Linked DNA regions of Homo sapiens: region 1 is linked to region 2. Evidence: chromatin loops called from intact Hi-C (ENCODE). Cell type or tissue: CD14-positive monocyte. All regions are shown on one strand. Links, peaks and the distances in the headings refer to the core of each region. The heading gives the core; the rest is flanking DNA.

Region 1 (2,802 bases), core at 167-2,666, 49 kb after region 2:
GTTATACAGTAGTTAAATTTCCATGCAGAAAAATAAATGTCCTGAATTTTCATATTAGTATTCTTTATTGTATATCATGCATGTAATTTATTTAGAAATGTAGGTCTTACTAAATGTATATGCATGTATTTCAGATTATACTAGGATTTCTTGGATTAGAAGCAGATTGTGTTAACTGTAACTTAAAGAATGAATGTTAAATAAAATGATACAGATTTATTTTCTTCATTACAAAATGAAATTTCAAGAAGGTGTTACTTTTGTAGAATGGTTTTATAATATGACAAGAAATTTTAATATAGTGTCTACCCTAAAGGGATGGCTTATTTGCATCTACCTTTTACTGCATGTTTTTCACAAGGCAGTTTATTCATATATTGACATATTTTGGTAGTAGCTGAGAACCTAAGACTTGAAATTATACATTGTGTAGTATTTTTTAAGCTAAGCAATGCAATTTTGGTCAGATCTTATTTGTGTGAAGATAGGCTCTGAAATCCTATGGTATTGCGTTTGTAACGTTGATATTAATGCAAAATAGTTTAGGAAATGGAGTCTTCTGCAAGGGTTCTGTATACTTTTCCCACATTGTATGAGATTTTCCAAAATTTTGGTGTGAATTGGGCACTTTTGGAAAACTCCTGAAAAAGAATTAGTTTCCTTCATCTGCAGACCTTTGTCCAATACGGTTACCATTTCTTTATAGTAACTCGATTAGCCATATATGTTTGTTTCTAGTCCTGCTCCTTTGCTCCTCTCCTATGCCTTCCCAGTGCTGGCTCCATTTTGAAGACTCAAGGACAGAGGGGAAGCAGATCATAAAGAGAAAAAGGAGACAGAAGAAAGGATGAAGGAAGGAGGTCATGGGGAGTGTGGCTTCTGAGCAGTTTAGTTGCTGGGGAGAGCAGACAGTCACTGCCTACAATACAGACAGAACCTTCCTGCTCACTTTCTGTCCTATCTCTTCCTGACCTTATGAACCAGTGTTAGTAGATGATTAAAACATGACAAGCAATGGCTCCTTATTTTCACAGGACTAAGTCCGGGCCTTCGTATCACTAGCTGTTGCCTTTTACACCCTGCTTCAGCCACCCTGTCCCTGTCATTGGCCCTGGACTTCCTCTCTGTGCCCGTGTGTCCTCTGCCTGGGAGCCCTCTCCTCCCATAGTCACTTTCTCTCTGCCAAACTCATTTCTTCTTGTGCCCAAGACCTCTCTCCTGAGCCCTTGTGGAAACTTCAGGAAGGATGAATCCGTCTTTGTGCTCCACGGCTCGTACCTTGATCAGGCTGTGCATCACAGTAATTCTGTTCTAGGTAGGCAGAGTTGATCTTTGTCTCATCTGCCAGGCTGCAGGCTCTTCAAGGGCAGGGACCTTGTCATAGTCATTTTTATTTTCACAGTGCTTGGAACATGGTGGAAAATGAATGTTGGAATTATTGGAGTAATATAATTTGTATCAAATGTCCTTTTGAATTAAGAGATTTAGTTATGTTTACTAAGAATGTAAACTTTGAATTGGTTTGCATTTTAACAATTAGGATGGTTTATTGATGTGAATTTTGAAATGTAGAGGTATAATGTTAAATTATTTTATACTTTATGGAAATCAAGTGAAATGTTTGAAAAAATGCCGCCATTATCCTCTGGTATTTTCTACTCTCTGGAATTATGTGCTGTAAATGATCGGCTGTAAATGTGAGGCACACCACCCACCCCTGTGTGGAAAGTGTTGTGGCGCTTCCTGCCACCCACCCACCTCTCTGCCGTTGCTCCTTGTGACACTTGTCTGTCGTCTCCCATCCAAACTCCAAGCTTACAGCTACCTCAGTACTGCTTTGCTTGTCTGAAACACCTCCTTTGCCTTCCTTCAGTGTCCCGCTCAGGTGCAGCCTCCTCCCTAAAGCTCATCTCAGCTTTTGATCTGAATGATGATGGAAACATGCAGACAGCCTCTCAGTCTTACTATTTAATGTTGTAGCTGGGAAAAAACCCAGAGAGGTTAACTGATATACTGGGTTGGGACTAGGATGTGGGTTTTGTGACTCTGAATCCCATGTTCTCAAACTACGCTGCCTTCCGAAGTCTGGCATTTGTTAGCTCATGCTTCCTTGTAGTCCAGCTTCTTATGTGCCTGTTATATTCTCCAGTAAGATTGTAAGCCCCTTAAGGGCAGGGACGTCTTTGCATCTCTAGCACTGCTATAGTGTTCTATCCTTAGTTATGAACTAGATAAATAAATGGTGGTGGCAACAATCCTAGTTTCCTAACTCAGATTGTTTCACGATAAACACAGTTTTGTATGGCATGCTTGGCCATAATGTCTGGAGTATGTGTGTGCTCACATATGCGTGTGTGTGTTTGCATGGGTTTGTATGTTTACCAATGGAGTTCTCTGTCCTGGTTGCTTGGAGTCATGTATTTGATGGATTATGCTAAAACCAATTTTTTGCTCCATGCAGACTGAGGAGAAATACAGGGATAGTTATTCCATTTAAGTGGAAGAAGAAGGTACAGTTTTTCCCCCAGGCCTGGTTGCCTCTTCCTGGGACAGCACACCTAAGTCCCGCAGTTGGTGGACTGGTAGTGAAAAGGGCGCTGCCTTGGATAGGAATTGTGTGGCCTGGGGCAGGTCGCCTCATTAGTCCTGGTGGACACTCATTGCCCTTTCTGCCTAGGCTCGCTCTCTATGCCTCTGACTAAATTCTGCCTCTCACATTATTACTGGCTTGGTACTCTAGGCTGATAATGGAGTCCTATTAATTGAGATTTGGATACAGTTGATTTATTCCTTTGCATTTTA
Region 2 (2,802 bases), core at 176-2,675:
AAGCTGCCCTCCCGCCTCAGCCTCCCAGCGTGCTGGGTATAAGCCACTATGCCTGGGTTCTGGTTCATTCTTAAATTTGCCACATTTGCTTAGACAAGTGGAGTAAAAAGACTCACTGCTTTGCCTTCTTCATCTCTTGTTTTCATTTAGTGGTTCTTTACCAGGGATCGCATTAGAATCACTTGGGAGGACTTGAAAAAAAATACACATACCTAGATCCTGCTCCTGGAGATTGAGAAATAATGGCTGAGGGAGAGGCGGCAGCACGTTTTTCACAGCTTATTAGTAATTCTACTCTGCACTAGTGGGGCTAGTTTCACATGCTCCAACTGGCTGTTTTGGAGATGAGGTAGTACTGGGAATTTGTCCCCCCCCCTTTTTTTCTTTTTGGGGTAGCAGAAATGGCAACTTTCTATTCTTAATTGGAAGAGTCCACCTGGAAACCTCTGTTGAAAAGGATTCTGAGGCTTATTGGGGAAAAATAGGGAACATGTGTCAAGCATTTGCTATTCTTTTTTTGTTTTTGTTTTTGTTTTTGTTTTGAGATGGAATCTCACTCTGTCACCCAGGCTGGAGTACAGTGGCGCGATCTGGGCTCACTGCAACCTCAGCCTCCCAGGTTCAAGTGATTCGCCTGCCTCAGCCTCCTGAGTAGCTGGGATTACAGGCTTGTGCCATCTCGCCTGGCTAATTTTTATATTTTTTGTAGAAATGTGGTTTCATAATGTTGGTCAGGCTGGTCTTGAACTCCTGACCTCATGATCCGCCCACCTCAGCCTCCCAAAGAGTTGGGATTACAGGCGTGAGCCACCACGCCTGGCAGCATTTGCTATTCTTGCTTTAAAGCAGTGATTTTTACTTATTTATTATTTATTTATTTTTTATTATTATACTTTAAGTTCTAGGGTACATGTGCAGAACGTGCAGGTTTGTTACATATATATACATGTTCCATGTTGGTTTGTTTAAAGCAGTGATTTTTAAAAATGTACATACCTTAATTAAAAAATACTTTATTGCTAAAAAATGATACAATCATTTGAGCCTTTAGTGAATTGCAATCTTTTTGCTGGTGGAGAGTTTTGTCTCAATGTTGATGGCTGCTAACTGATCAGAGTCGTGGTTGCTGAAGGTTGAAGGACAGTGTCAATTTCTTAAAATAAGACAGTGAAGTTTACTACATTGATTAACTGTTCCTTTCATGAAAGATTTTTCTGTAGCATGCAATCACCATAACAGATATAATAATAACAAAAAAGTTTGAAACATTATGAGATTTGCCAAACTGTGACATAGACACGAAGTAAGCACATGTTGTTGGGAAAATGGCACTGATAGACTTGCTCGACTCAAGTTTGCCACAGACCTTCAATTTGTAAAAAACACAGTATCTGTGAAGTATAATAAAGTGCAATACAATGAGCTATATCTGTATTTATTTTAGGAGCTAAGCTTGTATCAGAGTAAGGACAATGCCCTAAAACCTGTCTTAGCAGAGCCAGGTAGGGCTAAACTACTCATGCTGAATTAACGTTTGGTTAATGGTCTATGACAGGGGTTCTCAAAGTGTTTATAAAAGTTACCTGGAGGCGGCCGGGCCTGGTGGCTCATGCCTGTAATCCCAGCACTTTGGGAGGCCGAGGCGGTTGGATCATGAGGTCAGGAGATCGAAACCATCCTGGCTAATGCGGTGAAACCCGTCTCTACTAAAAATAAAAAAACAAAGTTAGCCAGGCGTGGTGGCGGGTGCCTGTAGTCCCAGCTACTGGGGACGCTGAGGTGGGAGAATAGCATGAACCCGGGAGGCGGAGCTTGCAGTGAGCTGAGATCGCGCCACTGCACTTCACTCTGGGTGACAGAGCAAGACTCCGTCTCAAAAAAAAAAAAGTTACCTGGAGGCTTGTTAAAATACAGGTTACTGGGCCCCCACCCCCAGAGTTCCTAATTCAATAAGTCTGGGTAGGGCCTGAGAATTTGCATTTCTAAGAAGCTCCCAGCTACTAATGATGGTCTGGGACCATGCTGTGGATAGCACTAGTTTATTATTTGAAGCTAAAACTCAGTTACAGTAATGAATTGTAGTGAATTCTTGACCTTAAGGCAGCTGTTGAGTCAAATCTTTAGTTTCTGTTAGAATAACATAGTTCAGAGAAAGACATTGGCCTGAAACAAGATACAGGTTCTGACTGCTTGTCTGAGGAATAGCCAGAGCCTGGGTAGGACAGCTTAGAATAACGGATAGTCAAGAATAGGAGTGTAACTCATGTTTATCTCTCATTTGTGACACAAAAGCTGCGACCCAAAGTCTCTTATCAGCCATGTAACATCCCTCGCTAAGTGGGAAGTCACAGAAGATTCTGACTCTGGCTTCCACTTTTGTACAACTTGAATTTTCTGTTTGGAAACTTATCCTGGCTCTTTATATGGCTGGTTCCTTCTCATCATTTAGACCTGAGCTCAGACAGCGCTTCCTCATTAAAACCTTCCTTCCTTTTAAAAGCCTCCTCCAGAACTTCGTTCTGTCTATCTTCTTTGGTTATTTTTCTGTCTACCCACACAGCAAAGGAAGCTCTTTGAAGATAAGGCTCTTTCTGCAGTATATACCCCTGTGTTCCCATTGCCTGCTACAGAGTAGGCCTGTAAAATTTTGTGTAGGAATAAATAAGTGATATTGGTCATACGTTTTATTTGAGGAGTTTTGTGAATTAAGAAGTCTTTATGCACTGTAGTTTGATATTGATGCTGCTGCTTTTAATTTTCTTTCTTCACAGCATGCTATGGAAAGCAACCATTGTACTCAGT

What was found. A loop is a pair of places that touch in the nucleus more often than their neighbours do. Peaks named below come from ENCODE experiments on the same cell type or tissue, not always from the same donor. Only the 100,000 strongest peaks of a DNase experiment are listed, where the experiment ranks them.
Region 1: a loop joins it to region 2, with 2.2 times the contacts of the local background. A loop is called at or near these places in 7 of 110 quality-filtered maps.

What each region holds. Positions count from the first base shown.
Region 1 is chr20:5,543,892-5,546,693 of GRCh38, reverse strand. It overlaps GPCPD1 (glycerophosphocholine phosphodiesterase 1), which reads left to right. Exons shown (of 20, transcript NM_019593.5): 20 at 1-2,255. Among named protein-coding and RNA genes, the nearest start is that of LINC01729, 35 kb to the right of the region's middle. In CD14-positive monocyte, for the core only: no CTCF peak of the experiment used is centred there; no DNase peak of the experiment used is centred there.
Region 2 is chr20:5,593,381-5,596,182 of GRCh38, reverse strand. It overlaps GPCPD1 (glycerophosphocholine phosphodiesterase 1), which reads left to right. Exons shown (of 20, transcript NM_019593.5): 4 at 2,772-2,802. Among named protein-coding and RNA genes, the nearest start is that of GPCPD1, 16 kb to the left of the region's middle. RefSeq lists a silencer at 2,666-2,802. In CD14-positive monocyte, for the core only: no CTCF peak of the experiment used is centred there; no DNase peak of the experiment used is centred there; H3K4me3 peaks cover 762 bases; H3K27ac peaks cover 893 bases.